3 separate regions of the Homo sapiens genome follow, and all the other regions are linked to region 3. The links are chromatin contacts, found by Hi-C in ENCODE. All regions are on one chromosome and are shown on one strand. The core of a region is the stretch at or near the end of the contact, and the rest is flanking DNA. Distances in the headings are between cores, read along the strand shown. Region 1 has its middle 15 kb from the start of CEMIP2. Region 2 has its middle 78 kb from the start of TMC1. Region 3 holds the start of GDA (guanine deaminase).

Region 1 (2,751 bases), core at 179-2,678, 370 kb after region 3:
TTCCTAAACAATTATGTGGATTAAAATTTCTTTTCTTTATATAACATCATTAATATTCCTAATATAGTTTGGATACTTGTCCCCTCCAAATCTCATGTTGAAATTTGATCCTCAATTTTGGATCATGGGGGTAGATCTCTCATGAAGGGCTTTCTGCCGCCCTCACGGTGGCAATGAGTGACTTTTCCCTCTATTAGTTCCTCTGAGATATGATTTCTAAAAAGAGCCTGGCACCTTCCTTCCCTCTCTCTTGCTCCCTGTCACCTTCCACCGTGAATGAAAACTGCCTGAGGTCCCCACCAGAAGCAGATGCTCAATGCCATGCTTCTTGTACAGCCTCTAGAAACATGAGCCAAATAAACCTCTTTTCTTAATAAATTACCCAGCCTCGGGTATTCTTTTATAGCAACCCAAAATGAACTAAGACAATAGCTAACAAGATTAACAATAATTCCTTAAAGCACCTGATTCCTTGTCCATATTGAAATTTCTTCATTTGATCCCAAATGTGTCTTCCATTGATCCACTCAGATAAAGATCCAGTCAAAGACTACATGTTGTACTTGATTATTGTGCATTTTAAGTCTCTCGTGGTCTGAAACAGTTCCCTTCCTTGCTCTGGCCTGTAACTATTTTCCTCTTTTGACCAGCAAATAATCTGTGGTGGCAGGGTGGAGAGGGTGTCAATACAAAGTTTGACTAAGGTTGAGTATATATAACATGGGCTAATCATACAAAAATATTTTACTTATTTATTTATTTATTTTTGAGACAGAGTCTCGCTCTGTCACCCAGGCTGCAGTGCAGTGGTGTGATCTTGGCTCACTGCAACCTCCACCTGCCAGGTTCTAGTGATTCTTGTGCCTCAGCCTCCCGAGTAGCTGGGATTACAGGCATGTGCCACTGCACCCAGCTGAAAAATCTTTTATTTAAACGCCACTGATGTTTGTCTTTCCTAGAAACAAACTGAATATGAACATGGAAGTCAGTATTATTTTTACTATTTTCTCCAGCAGAATGACTTTACCACTCTCAACTTGTGGTTAGCACGAGATATTACATCTAGATACTTCCGAAGGCAGAGGGGAGCAAGAGAAGAAAAGTCATATTAGGACCTAATAATCCTCTTGTTCCCCTCAAAATCCAAACCCCAAATCTAAATCGGTGATACCGACTTTTAAAAGCAAAGCTGCAAATAGGTGATGTGGGTCCCCTCTCCCTCCCCCACTCCAAACAACTTGAGCCTTGTGTAAGCAGCTGCCAGACCTGCCCCGGGGCAAGGAAGAGCATGCAGCAGGTCAGGACGGTATATGACATGCTGGCACAAACACCCGTTGTCCCACCTCCACCCTTTCCACCCTCCGTGCGTCAGCTCCCCTGCAGCACATGCCGTGAGCAACTGTGCTGCTGACAGTGTTATTTCCTGTCACGAAATGAAATGTGTAAATGAAAGTACAAAAGAATGGAGGGATGACTGGTGGCCCTGTCACACTGGTGACACCTAGGGCCTAGCTGTAGGAAACATGTCTGGCTGGCTGCCCCGCCTCCTCACGCCAGTGCTTTTCCCAGCCTGAGCATCTCCATCTCTCAGTGATATGCTGTCCAGGCTTGGAACATTCTGCTCCTTTGGCCACTCCAGGTGTGGGCATCTCTTGCCTCCTGTTTTACATTGGTTTTTCAGTCTGTCACAGTTGAATCCCTTTAGCTGTTCACACTGTACTGAGATTATGGGCCCATGGATCTCTGTGCTGGAAGGGATGTCATTGGCACCAGCACCCACCCAACAAATAGTGGAATGTCCTTGTCACTATTGCTTATATGCAGTTGGTGAAGTGGTTAAGAGCAAAGACACCCTTGGTTCACATTCCTGGCACCTACTGGCTATATAATCTTACACAAATTACTTAGTCGCTTTTAGTTTCCTCATTTGTAAAATGTGTGGATTGGCAGGATGAATATCTATCTGTAAAACACACACAGCAGTGCCTAGCTCATAGCAAGCATTCTATAAGTGTTGCTATTTGCATATACCTGTCCAATCTCTTCATAAACACATCCAGGGATGTGAAGCTCATGAAGCTACCTTTACAAGGAAGCAAGCTCATAAAACAAGACATTTAATCTTTGGTGAATTCCAACAATCAGATACAGCTCCTTATAGTGTGTGATTATTATAGGGAAAGAAGGAAATGTGTTGCCAAAAATATACTGGGCCTTGTGGAAGATTTTTGGCTACATTCTTGTCACCTTGTGGAATTATTTATTCCCATTTTATCAATTTGCATGTGGCAAAACTGAAGCACAGAGGATTTGGGAAATTTGTCCAGAGTCAAACAATGAGTAGATGGTTGAGTCAGGATTTGAACTTGGGCTTTTTAGACTCTAGCATCTTCAAATATTGGAAGATAGTAGTCATTTTCCAATGAGACTTTAGTTTTTCACAGTGGTTGGCACATAATAAGTTATCAAATGATAGATATTGTGATCTATTTGTTTGTTTTGTTTTTTGAGACAGGGTCTTGCTCTGTCACCCAGGCTGGAGTGCGGTGGCACTATCATGGCTTACTGTAGCCTCAACTTCCCAGGGTCAAGGGATCCTCCCACTTCAGCCTCCTGAGTAACTGGGACCACAGGCGTGTGCCACCACGTGAAGCAAATTCTCGTATTTTTTGTAGAGATGGGGTTTCACCATGTTGCACAGGCAGGCTGGTTTTGAACTTCGGGCGACCTGCCTCGGCCTTCCAAAGTGTT
Region 2 (2,884 bases), core at 139-2,638, 290 kb before region 3:
CTCTCTTTCTCTCAGTTGATAACTGTGCCTACCACACCTCCAGGAAACATAAACCATCAATTTTATAACCTAAAATCCAATCAACCTCCATACACATCCATTCTTCCGTTCCTCCCATGACAGAAGAAGAGGAGCCCTTCTAGGCAAAGCTAATTCTGCTGCTTTTGTCCTTATCCTGTTTACTCCTGCTTATCCTGGAGTCTGTGCCGTCTTTTATTGTCTCTCCTCTGCCTTTTCACTCCTCCTTCTCCATGAGCATCTTTCCCTTACTATAAAACATAACTAACTTGCTCCCACTGATGAATATCTTTTCTTTCTTCTTAATTCCACTTTATTTCCCAGGTGTCTGTGGAGCGTGTGCTATGTGCCAGACACTGTGCTGGGTGATGAGAATACTTTGGGAAATGAAACATCCAAACCCTGGCTTCAGGGAGCTTACAGTCTAGTGAGAGAGCAGATGATAAGTAGGCATCTAAATATAAATTTATAAATTTCCACAAATAGGGCACAGTGCTAGAGAGTAAACAGGGAGTCCTCTAAGTTAGGGTAGCCAGGAAAAAGCTCTTATCATTCCATCACTTCCATTACTGGAGTGCAGACTGTTATCTCTCACCTGGGTTCTAATGAATTCTTAACTGGATTCTCTGCTTACAAATTCCCTTTTTTGGTCCTTTTCACGTATTACTACCATAGTTCAGTGTCTAAAGCAGATCCAAACTTGTCATTCCTCTATTTGTGCCTTCAGTAGTTTCTCAATACCTGCAAGCCCAGATACTTGAGCCCAACATTTTAAAACACCTAGATGAGTAAACAGACTAGAGATTGCTCTATAAACAGAGACCAGTGCTGTGAGCAATGTTTGGTGCTGATGTTAATCTCCAGAACTCCCCTGGGCTTGTTATTTTTGACAGCCATTCTCTATTTTGATTTGTCTTCTTTAACAAAACAAAACCAAATGAAGAATGAAGAGCATCCAATGGAGGACCTAGAGCAATTGCATTCTCTCCTATGACTACTAAGTAGTTCTAAGAAACAGGTTAGGCTGTGGAACCTGCAAAGTGGAGAAGAAAGTGGCTGAAACTCTGGAGAAAGAAAAGGCCACACAGTTGACTGCTGCAGGAGACCAAATTTGACATTCTTCTTTAAAATGCTATTAGGAAAACTGGTCAACTAAAACAAAAAGAAACTAAATTTCATGAATTTCTCATTTGGTGAAATGGGCTTTTGTGAATTGGCCATTGAGTGAGTTTTCTTCAAGAGTCTAGGGGAATTTGACATTCTGACTATTTGACAGACTCCACCAGGGGGAAGTGAGTTATATGAGTCAAGATTAATGGCATGGGCAGAGGAGCTTCTGTCCCACTTCCTTTTTAGTAGCTGAGAGCATACTGTGTCTCTTGTTGCCTCTCTGTCAGCTTGTGGATAGCAAAGTGTGGGCCTAAACTTCACGCTTCCAATACGCCGCCAAAGAGAACATGGAACTTGATTGAGGGCCTGATTAGGAGCTTGATAGAAGATGTCTTGACAAAAAAGATGAGATGACCTGTTAGTGGTGAGCCAGAGATGGTTCACCGGGTCAGAGACCTGCCTATTAAATTATAAGAAACTTTGCAAGCCAGTTGTTAAACACAGCAATACTTAAAAACAAAGATATTTCAACTTACATTTAAATTAATTCTATTAAAAATAAAGACAAGAAATATTCAAAATTGTCACTCCATAGTTATTAGACTACATTTTACATATTATCTATGTTCTTGAGCTTATATGTATCTATTGTATCTGTAAGGCAGATCTTTTTCCAACTTCACATTTGGTGACACCACACTGGTACCTTGAAATGCCAAGGCAGAAATGTTTGCACCACAAAAGTCTGCAAATACCACAAATCAGGGCTCAAGTGACTCAGAACCAACTGCTAATCATACTGCGGTCTACACTGCAGGGCAGACTTCCTGTTTGAAGAGCTAGGAGAGGTTAGCACAGTGACTCATGCCTGTAATCTCAGCACTTTGAGAGGCCAACTGGGGTGGACCACTTGAGGTCAGGAGTTCGAGGCCAGCCTGGCCAACATAGTGAAACCCCATCTCTATTAAAAATTAAAAAAAAAAAAATTAGCCAGGCATGGTGGCACATGCCTGTAATCCCAGCTACTTAGGAGGCTGACACACGAGAATTGCTTGAACCCAGAAAGTGGAGGTCAAAGTAAATGGCACCACTGCACTCCAGCCTGTGCGACGAAGTGAGACTCTGCCTCAAAAAAAAAGAGCTAGGAAAGTCACACTGGACCTCTGCAGCACTAACAAGGTAAGGTCATGTCAGCAAGGATAAGAATGGTCCATGCATTACACCAGTTACAGGCTTCAGTTCATATGCCAGCAGAACACCCCAAAATTGCACCAGTCCCTCCCAGTGGTCATGAGTCCAGGGAGCAGCGCGGACCAGCCATGACACAGCAGAGACCAACAATGTCAAAAGGATGCCAAGAACTCCCAATGTCCTCTGTCCTGCTGAAGTCGCTTAAGCCTCACATTCAGATGTCATCTTGAAGAGAAACAGAGTGAGCAGAAACCTGAGAGACTGAGCACTTTATCTAAAAGAGATAAAGAATTTACCTAAAGTCATGATTTTCTTTATAAAATTGAATAAAATTCTGGTGAGACTAAAACTGCACTTGTCACCCTTTGGGTTGGGGGTGGTTGAGTGAGGATGATCTTTGCTGACAACAGACCTAGTATATAAAAAAGGAGCCATACTTTGTTGTTGTTGCGTATTTGAAAACAGCGTAAATAACTTTACACTTCTGCTACAGTGGTGATTTTGAACTTTTTTCTCTTTCTGTGACTCTAGCCAAAGAGATAGTGAACTTTTATTAAGGGATAAA
Region 3 (2,700 bases), core at 190-2,689:
GTCTCAGGGTTTACCGGAATCTCCCTGGGAGAGCTCTGAGAGTTTTATCACCTTGGAAACACAACAGCAGGCTCCCTGAACGTGCATAGAAAGAGTATTTTTTAAAGCACCATGAGAAAACAGTGTTTAGTTACCCCCAAATGTAAGAGTCACGATTCAAAACTGTCACCGACTCGGTAGCATCTTAGTCAAGAATAGTATCTTCAACTTGACAAATCACAAGTATGTGTACTTTTGCTAACCAAACCAGTAGTTGGAAAACAGCTCAAAAAATCCCATCTCCATATTTATTTTATCATTTTTTTGTTCTAAAAAATGGAATGGCTTCACTTATCAAACTTGCCAGGCCATGGCTGATATAGTCACTATATGTGTGTATGGAACAGTAAATAGTAGACATCAAGTTACCTGTGTCATTTGTAGAAATCCTGATTTTGGAAAAGGAAGTGTAAAAGATACATTCAAAGAAGACATTTTGAACCTTAAAATGGAACTGCTTGCTTTGATGCAAATGGCTATGGTGTGTGTGTGTGTGTGCGTGCGTGTGTGTGTGTGTGTGTACGCGTGTGTGTATAAGAGAGAGAGAGGAAGGAAAAGAGATGGATGAATTATTTCTTTCGGACCATCCCTTCTAGTATTACAAGTTGTGGAACCTTCATCGTTAGTATATTATCTCTGTTGAATGATAGGGTGAATGTAATCAGTTCTATTTATTCTATGTTCTGGACACGCTAAACAACATCAATCAAATGACCCCCTCCTCTTATTTCTTTCACAATAAATTCAACCACATTTATGGAGAGCCTCCTGTGCCAGGCACAGTGCTAGGTGTTGGAAACAAAGATGATTTAAGCAAGATTGAAGATTATTGCCGGTATCTTAGGATTGGAACGGGGGGCGGGGGAGCGGGGGGTGACATCCTTGCTCCCGGCTCTACCGCAGCCCGGACTGCTGTCGAGCCAGTTGTGGCGTTAGCACGCCACTGCTCCCGACTTCTGGGAACTCCCCAGCCAGCCCACGAACCTAGCGCCAGGGTTCTCTCTGCGTTGCCCAAGAGCCAAAGACTCAAGTTCAACTCCGGAGCCGCGGCGCTCACTGCGCACCGAGCGAACCCCGGGCTACGCGAAGCACCGCGCCAGGTTCCTTGCACCTATCCTCCCGCCCGTCGGAGTGCGCTCGACCCCGCGCCTGCTTACTTTGCCGCTGTCGCTCACGCCGAGGAGGTGATCCCGCAGCACCTCCATGGGGCAGGTCCAGGTGGAGTGGACGAACGTCCCTCGGAAGATGTGCGCCAGGGGCGGCATCTGAGCGGCACACATGTCAGCGGCGGAGCGCAGCGCGGGTCTGCTGGTCGAGGAGGGCGCACGCGGCGGAGACGCAGCGGGACTCTCTGCAGCTGCGGGCGGCTGCCGGGCGGACACAGGCTCCGGCCTTGTCCTGCCCCCGCTTACCCGGGCGGTTGCCGGTACCCTGCAGGCCGCGCCCAGGGGCTGGCTCCCTACCTCCTCAATGCCAATAGGATTTTTCTCCCGCGAGTTGGCTCCGCGCTCCCGTGGGGTGTGGTCTTTCTCTCCACCCTTGCGTTAGTTTTGGTTGTGTTAACTCTTTGAGTTATCAAGATCAACCACAGCTGAGGCTCAGAAGATCAGCTTCCTCCACCTTCTATGAGTTGTGTCAGCCTGGCTCCTCTGACCCTTCAACTCCTAGGATCACTTACTTCTTCAACCTGTAGCACTCAGGTCCTGTACTTGCATTAGTTCAGGCACAGGTGAAAGGTCAGCTGGGGCTGCCTACCTTATGACCAGTTTCATTTTTAGTTTATGTAGACTGCAGAATTAGTATTGGTCCTCACCTGGAAGGTTCTGGAAGCATGTCTTACCGAACATCTCTGGGGACCCCTAAACTGGGTGTCATTGTGGACGCCAAGGTTCCTCTCTTCACCTTGAGGCTAATGTTTTTGGTTCTTGTGTTTGTCCGCAAACAATTCCAATACCAATTTTTCTCGTGTAAAATGAATGAATCTCTTTTATTTACTTCCAGTTGTACAAAGGGAGAAAATTAAGTTCTCAAGTCAAATAGGCAGCAATGGTACCATGGGTGCTGAATTGGGAATCAAGAGACTGTGGACAAGACACGTGGGCCTCAGTGTGCTTATCATCCCCACTTATGAAAATGGAGCTTGGACTGGGTCATAACTAGGGTCAGCGTTCCCACCCTACACAATGACCACAGGGTCCTTCACTAAGTTCCTCCATGAAACCCAGCTGGCTTCCATTCAGGGCCCTCTAACGTGCTGTTCCTTCTGCCCCTAATCCCTCTTGTGGCGCTTTACTTGGCAGCTCTTCTCACCACTGATTTGTCTCAAATGTCAGGCTCTTCGGAGTCACCTTTCCTGACCACCAAGTGGCACCGGACTCCCAGCAGTTTCTACTCCACTAATCCATCTTGTTTCTGCCATTGCATTTATTGTGTCCATTCTTCTTTATTTTGTGTTTTTTAGTTTACTCCTGTTTCCCTCTCACCAATACACACACACACACACACACACACACACACACACACACACACATACACACACCAATAACAGAAGCACCACAGGAGCAGGGAATGTGTCTTATGCCTAGAACAATGCCGGTGTTCCATACATGTTTATTGAATAAATGAATGGATGGTTTTTCTGTGAGCAGAGCCATAACCTGA

What was found. Hi-C counts contacts between places; a loop is a spot of excess contacts on that map. Pooled maps may share reads with other maps.
Region 1: a loop to region 3 is called in a map with no recorded cell type, with 4 times the contacts of the local background. The contact joins the enhancer-like site here to the promoter of GDA in region 3. A Hi-C loop is called at or near these places in 10 of 37 single-sample maps with no recorded cell type and 4 of 50 pooled maps.
Region 2: a map with no recorded cell type shows a loop between it and region 3 (2.8-fold over the local background). The contact joins the enhancer-like site here to the promoter of GDA in region 3. A Hi-C loop is called at or near these places in 2 of 37 single-sample maps with no recorded cell type and 4 of 50 pooled maps.

What each region holds. Positions count from the first base shown.
Region 1 is chr9:71,781,993-71,784,743 of GRCh38, reverse strand. No RefSeq gene overlaps it. Among named protein-coding and RNA genes, the nearest start is that of CEMIP2, 15 kb to the right of the region's middle. Within about 2 kb of position 1,428, at least 12 of the 41 ENCODE cell types and tissues checked have a DNase peak (open chromatin) inside an H3K27ac peak, as active enhancers do.
Region 2 is chr9:72,442,560-72,445,443 of GRCh38, reverse strand. No RefSeq gene overlaps it. Among named protein-coding and RNA genes, the nearest start is that of TMC1, 78 kb to the left of the region's middle. RefSeq lists an enhancer at 992-1,251. Within about 2 kb of position 1,388, at least 9 of the 41 ENCODE cell types and tissues checked have a DNase peak (open chromatin) inside an H3K27ac peak, as active enhancers do.
Region 3 is chr9:72,148,179-72,150,878 of GRCh38, reverse strand. It overlaps GDA (guanine deaminase), which reads right to left and starts at 1,439. Exons shown (of 14, transcript NM_004293.5): 1 at 1,197-1,439. The coding sequence starts at 1,319. RefSeq lists enhancers at 739-1,238, 1,239-1,740.